2 separate regions of the Homo sapiens genome follow, and region 2 is linked to region 1. The links are chromatin loops, found by intact Hi-C in ENCODE. Cell type or tissue: heart left ventricle. All regions are shown on one strand.

Evidence for each region. Peaks named below come from ENCODE experiments on the same cell type or tissue, not always from the same donor. Only the 100,000 strongest peaks of a DNase experiment are listed, where the experiment ranks them.
Region 2: a loop joins it to region 1, with 3 times the contacts of the local background. A loop is called at or near these places in 10 of 110 quality-filtered maps.

Annotation. Positions count from the first base shown.
Region 1 is chr2:196,750,082-196,752,581 of GRCh38, forward strand. No RefSeq gene overlaps it. Among named protein-coding and RNA genes, the nearest start is that of GTF3C3, 48 kb to the right of the region's middle. In heart left ventricle, CTCF peaks have their summits at 1,105 (motif pointing right) and 1,304; a DNase peak (open chromatin) is centred at 1,117.
Region 2 is chr2:196,600,321-196,602,820 of GRCh38, forward strand. No RefSeq gene overlaps it. Among named protein-coding and RNA genes, the nearest start is that of HECW2, 8.0 kb to the left of the region's middle. In heart left ventricle, no CTCF peak of the experiment used is centred here; a DNase peak (open chromatin) is centred at 1,311; H3K27ac peaks cover 461 bases.

The DNA of each region.
Region 1 (2,500 bases):
CGCCCGGCTAATTTTTTGTATTTTTAGTAGAGACGGGGTTTCACCTTGTTAGCCAGGATGGTCTCGATCTCCTGACCTCATGATCCACCCGCCTCGGCCTCCCAAAGTGCTGGGATTACAGGCGTGAGCCACCGCGCCCGGCCAAAAGTATTAAATTTCAAAGACAAAATATCCTCAAGGTCAGAAGACCAAAAGATCAAAAGAATTTACAAAGGCAAAAGACTGTCAGACATTGAGAAACCAATACAGTTAGCAAGGTGACAAGGAAGTGGTGTGGTTGGCAGGATTCTAAGAGAGGCCCCAGGATTCTGTGCCCACTGGTGAACATGCCTGCATCATCCCTAGACTGTGAAAGTGATGGATTTTACTCCCGTAATTAGATCGTATGTCACAGTTAATTTTAAGAAAGGGAGATTATCCTGGCGGGCCTGACCTAATCACATAATCCCTTTAACAGCAATTTTCTCCAGATGCTTGAAGAAGAGAAAGAGATTTAAAGCACAAGAAGGGTTTCATGTGCCCTTGCTGGCTTGAAGAGGAAGAAGCCACGTATGCAGGTGGCCTCTAGCAGCTGAGAGTGGCCCCTGACTGAAAGTCAGCAAGAAAGCAGAGACCTCAGTCCCAAAACTGCACCCACCTGAAGGAGCTTGGCAGCACATTCCTTCCCTGAAGTTGCTTTAGGGCTTGGAGCCAAGTGGAGATGGAGCTGAATGTTGAGTAGAGTTGACCTGGCTCAGTCTGGGCCACCAGTCCATTTCCTGACAGCCCCTCAGCACTTCTGTACCTTTTCCAGCACCCAAAAAGGGTGCCTTGGGGCAGGTAGAATCTACCACCAATAATAATGATTCCTGTCAAAGGAAACCCAAATAGGATTTCTCTCCCAGCCTAGGTGAGGCTTGTAAGTTTCTGATTTCTACTGCCTTTAATGTAGGTGCCAGCACCTCTTCCCACACCTTTAAAATCACTGCTGCCTCTACTGCTCCGAGGCATTGGAGTAGCTGAACAGAGCTATCCTATGTTGTTTCCTCTGATTCTCTAAAGTCTCAGCTTTGCCTCCTTCCATCAGAATCAAGAATCATCGTTTCTTTTGCCTCTTGAGCTGCCTGAAATGGCCTGCAGATGGCAGCACTCTTGACTCTTCTCCGCCTTCAGGGCTTTTGTAAACAGAAGTAAGTTCTTGACAAGCCCTAGCGGACAGACACCAAGTGAGAAGACTTCTGGCTTCCTGAGGAGACTAGGTTCATTTTTGTTTAAGGGAAAGCCGAAAGCTTGCTATAAAGCTTAGCCAAGCCCACAGGCCATGTACTCTTTTTGTACTTCTAATCCTGAAGTAATCTCAGAGAGCTTTGTAAATCCTTCACAATCCACCTCTGTCTCTTAGCCTCTGAGGCGCCCCCAGCTCCCACTTTCCCTGTTAGCTTTCCACATCCGCTATTTCAGTGGTCCTGTTTGTTCTCTATTTTGTTGGTCAGATGTAGATGGGGCTGGTCTGCTTTCTTCTGGGATCCTCCTAAGAACTCCACTCGACTTCCCTAGATCTTCCTTATTTTTCTAAACACAATCCAACTTTATTTTGAAGTTTCATGTTGGCCATAAAAGGGGAAAAAAATTGATAAACTTGATGATACTAAAATCTAAAACTTGAGTCTTAAAGACACCACAAATAAAGTGAAAAGTGACAAAGGCTTAATACTAGAATAAGAATGCCTATGATTCAATAAGAAATATGATCCAATTTTTTAAAAATTGGCAGAGAATCTCAAAAGCGATCCAGAGAAGAAAGAAAAATCCAAAAGGTTTATAAATATATGAAAAGATAGATTTCAACTTAACCAGTATGCAAATGAAACAATTATTTTTCACATATCTGTTGGGACAAAAATATGAAGTTTGAAGCAAGCGTGGGGAAACAGGTATCCTCACACAACTGATACAGCCATTTGGGAGGGCATCGTGGCAGCATGTACTGTGTTCAAATGCATGTACCCTACAATCCAGGAATTATGGCTATGTACACAAGGAGGCACGCAGTTTTTTTCTTTCTCCCCTGGAGAGGCTAACTTGGTTCCTACAGGTCCTGTGCATCCTAGGAGGAAAACTTTAGGCCTTTCCATGTAAATTATCTGCAAGACAAACAGACCTTTATATTGTTAACATTGACACTTGCAGCAGAACTTCAGTGTGTTAGCGCCTTACCATCTCTTTTCTCTCGGGCTTACCAGAGAGACCCTCTAGGAAAACAATGGGAATAGGAAGAGAAAAGATATTGAGGAGAGGGGGAAAAAACCTATCCTGTTACTTAGCAGCTGAAATTATCAAGATATTTTTGGCCTTTAAAAATTTCCTAGAGTTAATGTGAATTGTTTTTCACTCATTCCAAAGCTGGCTTTAGTCTGCAACTCGAAGGTAAACTTTTTCGTTTCGTGGCACACAGAATACACAGCACTATATGTAAGGTATGCTGAGATGAATGGTAAAGGCTGCTCTGGGATTTGCTGGC
Region 2 (2,500 bases), 150 kb before region 1:
TTTTCCCCTTCCCTAGAGACCATGAAAGGCCACATTTTGAAAGATAGCAGCACTGCAACATGAAAGTCTGGCTTTCTGAGTTCCACTTGGAAAAGAGCTACCCAAGAGAATAGCTCCACTTACCCCTAGACTTGTTACATGAATAAGAAATAACCATTTCTCATGTTAAATCACTCATATTTAGGAGTTAGTTGTCAGAACTGCTAGTGTTACTGATCCTAAGCACAAATAAATCTAAAAATGTAAATTATGTTCACATAAGTATAAGAAAAGAAGATAGAGATAGAAAGTTTTCAAGGGGTTGGAATATTAGATAGTAAACACCCTCCCTGAGAAGATGACTTTTAAATAAAGACCGGAGAAAAAGAACCAAACAAGCAGTCATGTGGGGGGAGAGCATTCTAAGAAGGAGAAACAGGCCAGGTGCAGTGGCTCATGCCTGTAATGCCAACAGTTTGGGAGAGCAAGATGGGAGGATCATTTGAGTCCAGGGGGCTAGGTGAGGAGATTACTTAACCCTGGGAGGTCCAGGCTGCAGTGTGCTACGATCATGTCACTACTGTACTCCAGCTTGGGGAACAGAAGAAGACTTTCTCAAAAAAAAGAAGAAGGAGAAGGAGAAGAAGGAGGAGAAGGAGAAGGAGAAGGGAAACAGTAAGTACAAAGGTGCTGACTGTATCAGAGATTCTGTCCACCATCACCTTGTTTTTAAGATTCTTTACAGTAGTATTTGCCCATACCAAGTTTCCAAAAAATATATTATTTTTATGAGCTTCATTCATCCATTTATTCAAAAAAGTTAAGTATTCCAGTATTCCAGGGACTAATACAAAGATATGAGTTTAATGTAAATATAGTTATGATTCTGCTGCAAAGGTATTATTACTATTAATACTTATGTTTCATTTTGTTTTGTGTGTATGATTTCATCTTTCCTGCTTGGTAACAAAAACTTTTTTTTAATCTAAAAAAAGAAAGCCAACCTGATAAAATTAGTTGGCTGAAAAAATATAATGGTTAAAGGATTCTATTTAGATTAATTCTCAACTTGTTTAGTTTGGCAAGCCTCAGTCTCCCAGATTTGTCTCCACTCTCAAGCTAGTGGCTGGGAGGAAAGGTGGCAATGGTGGCTTCTGTGATTGCATGACAGCGGCTGGGTTGCTGGATCCAGCTGTCCTCATGGCATCCTTGAGCGTGCCGGCCTGTCATGGGGAGTGGCCATCTGGGTTGCCTGGACTGCAGAAGGTTGACTGGTCCCACCCTGGTGATTCCACTTATAGCAACTGACGCCTGTGGCTGCTGTGACTCACAGTTTGATCTCACAGTTTGATCTCTCAGCTTGCACGGGGCCCTGCATTGCTCCCTAGCGGATTTGACCTCCTCATAGTTGCTGCTGCTGCTGCTGCTGCTGCTGCTGCTATAGCTTCCTCTAACATTTAGTCACATGTGCCATCAATTCCATGGCCTGGGCTCAGTAAATAAAGTTAAACTCAGAGTTTCTCTCTGCCTAACCATGACACTGCACCCCTGAATTTACTTGGCTACAGCTGCTCTCAGGTTGGCAACAGGGCATCCTGTAAGGCAGTCTCCTTCCTAACCCTTAAATATAAGCTGAAGCAAGCGTCCCTGCCCTAACATATCCACTCTTCTGGGCCAAAGCCCAGAAAGGGCATATATTTTGAGGAATACATCTGCCACACGGTGGGCCTCTCCTGTCTGCCTTATCCCATGACCTGCGAGACCTGGAAGAGATGTCTTTGCTTTCACCGCCCCTTCCTGTTTACCTACGACTTCCTCTGGTCAGAAGCAGAGCCTCTGGGCTTCCCAGTGCCTTTATGGCATGTGTTCCCTCCCAAACGCAGCCACACTGCTAAGCCTCCATGGAGGTAAAGATGGGGAAAGAGGTCTGCTAAACAATGAGGGAAACTAAATCAGGAGGTATTTTTAAAATATTACACTCGCATTATTGGCAAAGGGTATTGAACTCAGTAAGTTCACTATATAATTTCTCTTTTGAGGAATTAGTTGCACTATTATTCTAACTTAATTGTGAGGAAATTGAAGCACAGAAAGGATAAGTCATTTACCAGGATCAGCACCAGGTTTTGAACTCCTCGTGCAGTGGTTTTTCTACCATGGGGTATTGTCTCTTGTGTTAAGCTAAGATAGCTTTAAAATTACTTCTTTCCTGAAGACACCTCAAATTAATCTCACTCTCATTCAAATTACTCGCTTGCTCAGATTTCTTTTGCATTTGTTTAAATCGTTTTTTTAAAGTTTCTTACCTTCTTATTGTTTTTATTTGTTAGTATATTTCATGATGCTACTACCCCCTTATAGCATTTTCAGTAATATTTATATAGGAAAATCCCCAAATCACTTTTTGAATGAATATATATCTTCACGACTTCCTGAGATGAGAAGGCAAAATAAACAAACATATAGAAAGAGATCCCTGAGAGGATAATACTTTGGTTATTATCCTCTAATATTTGGTTAC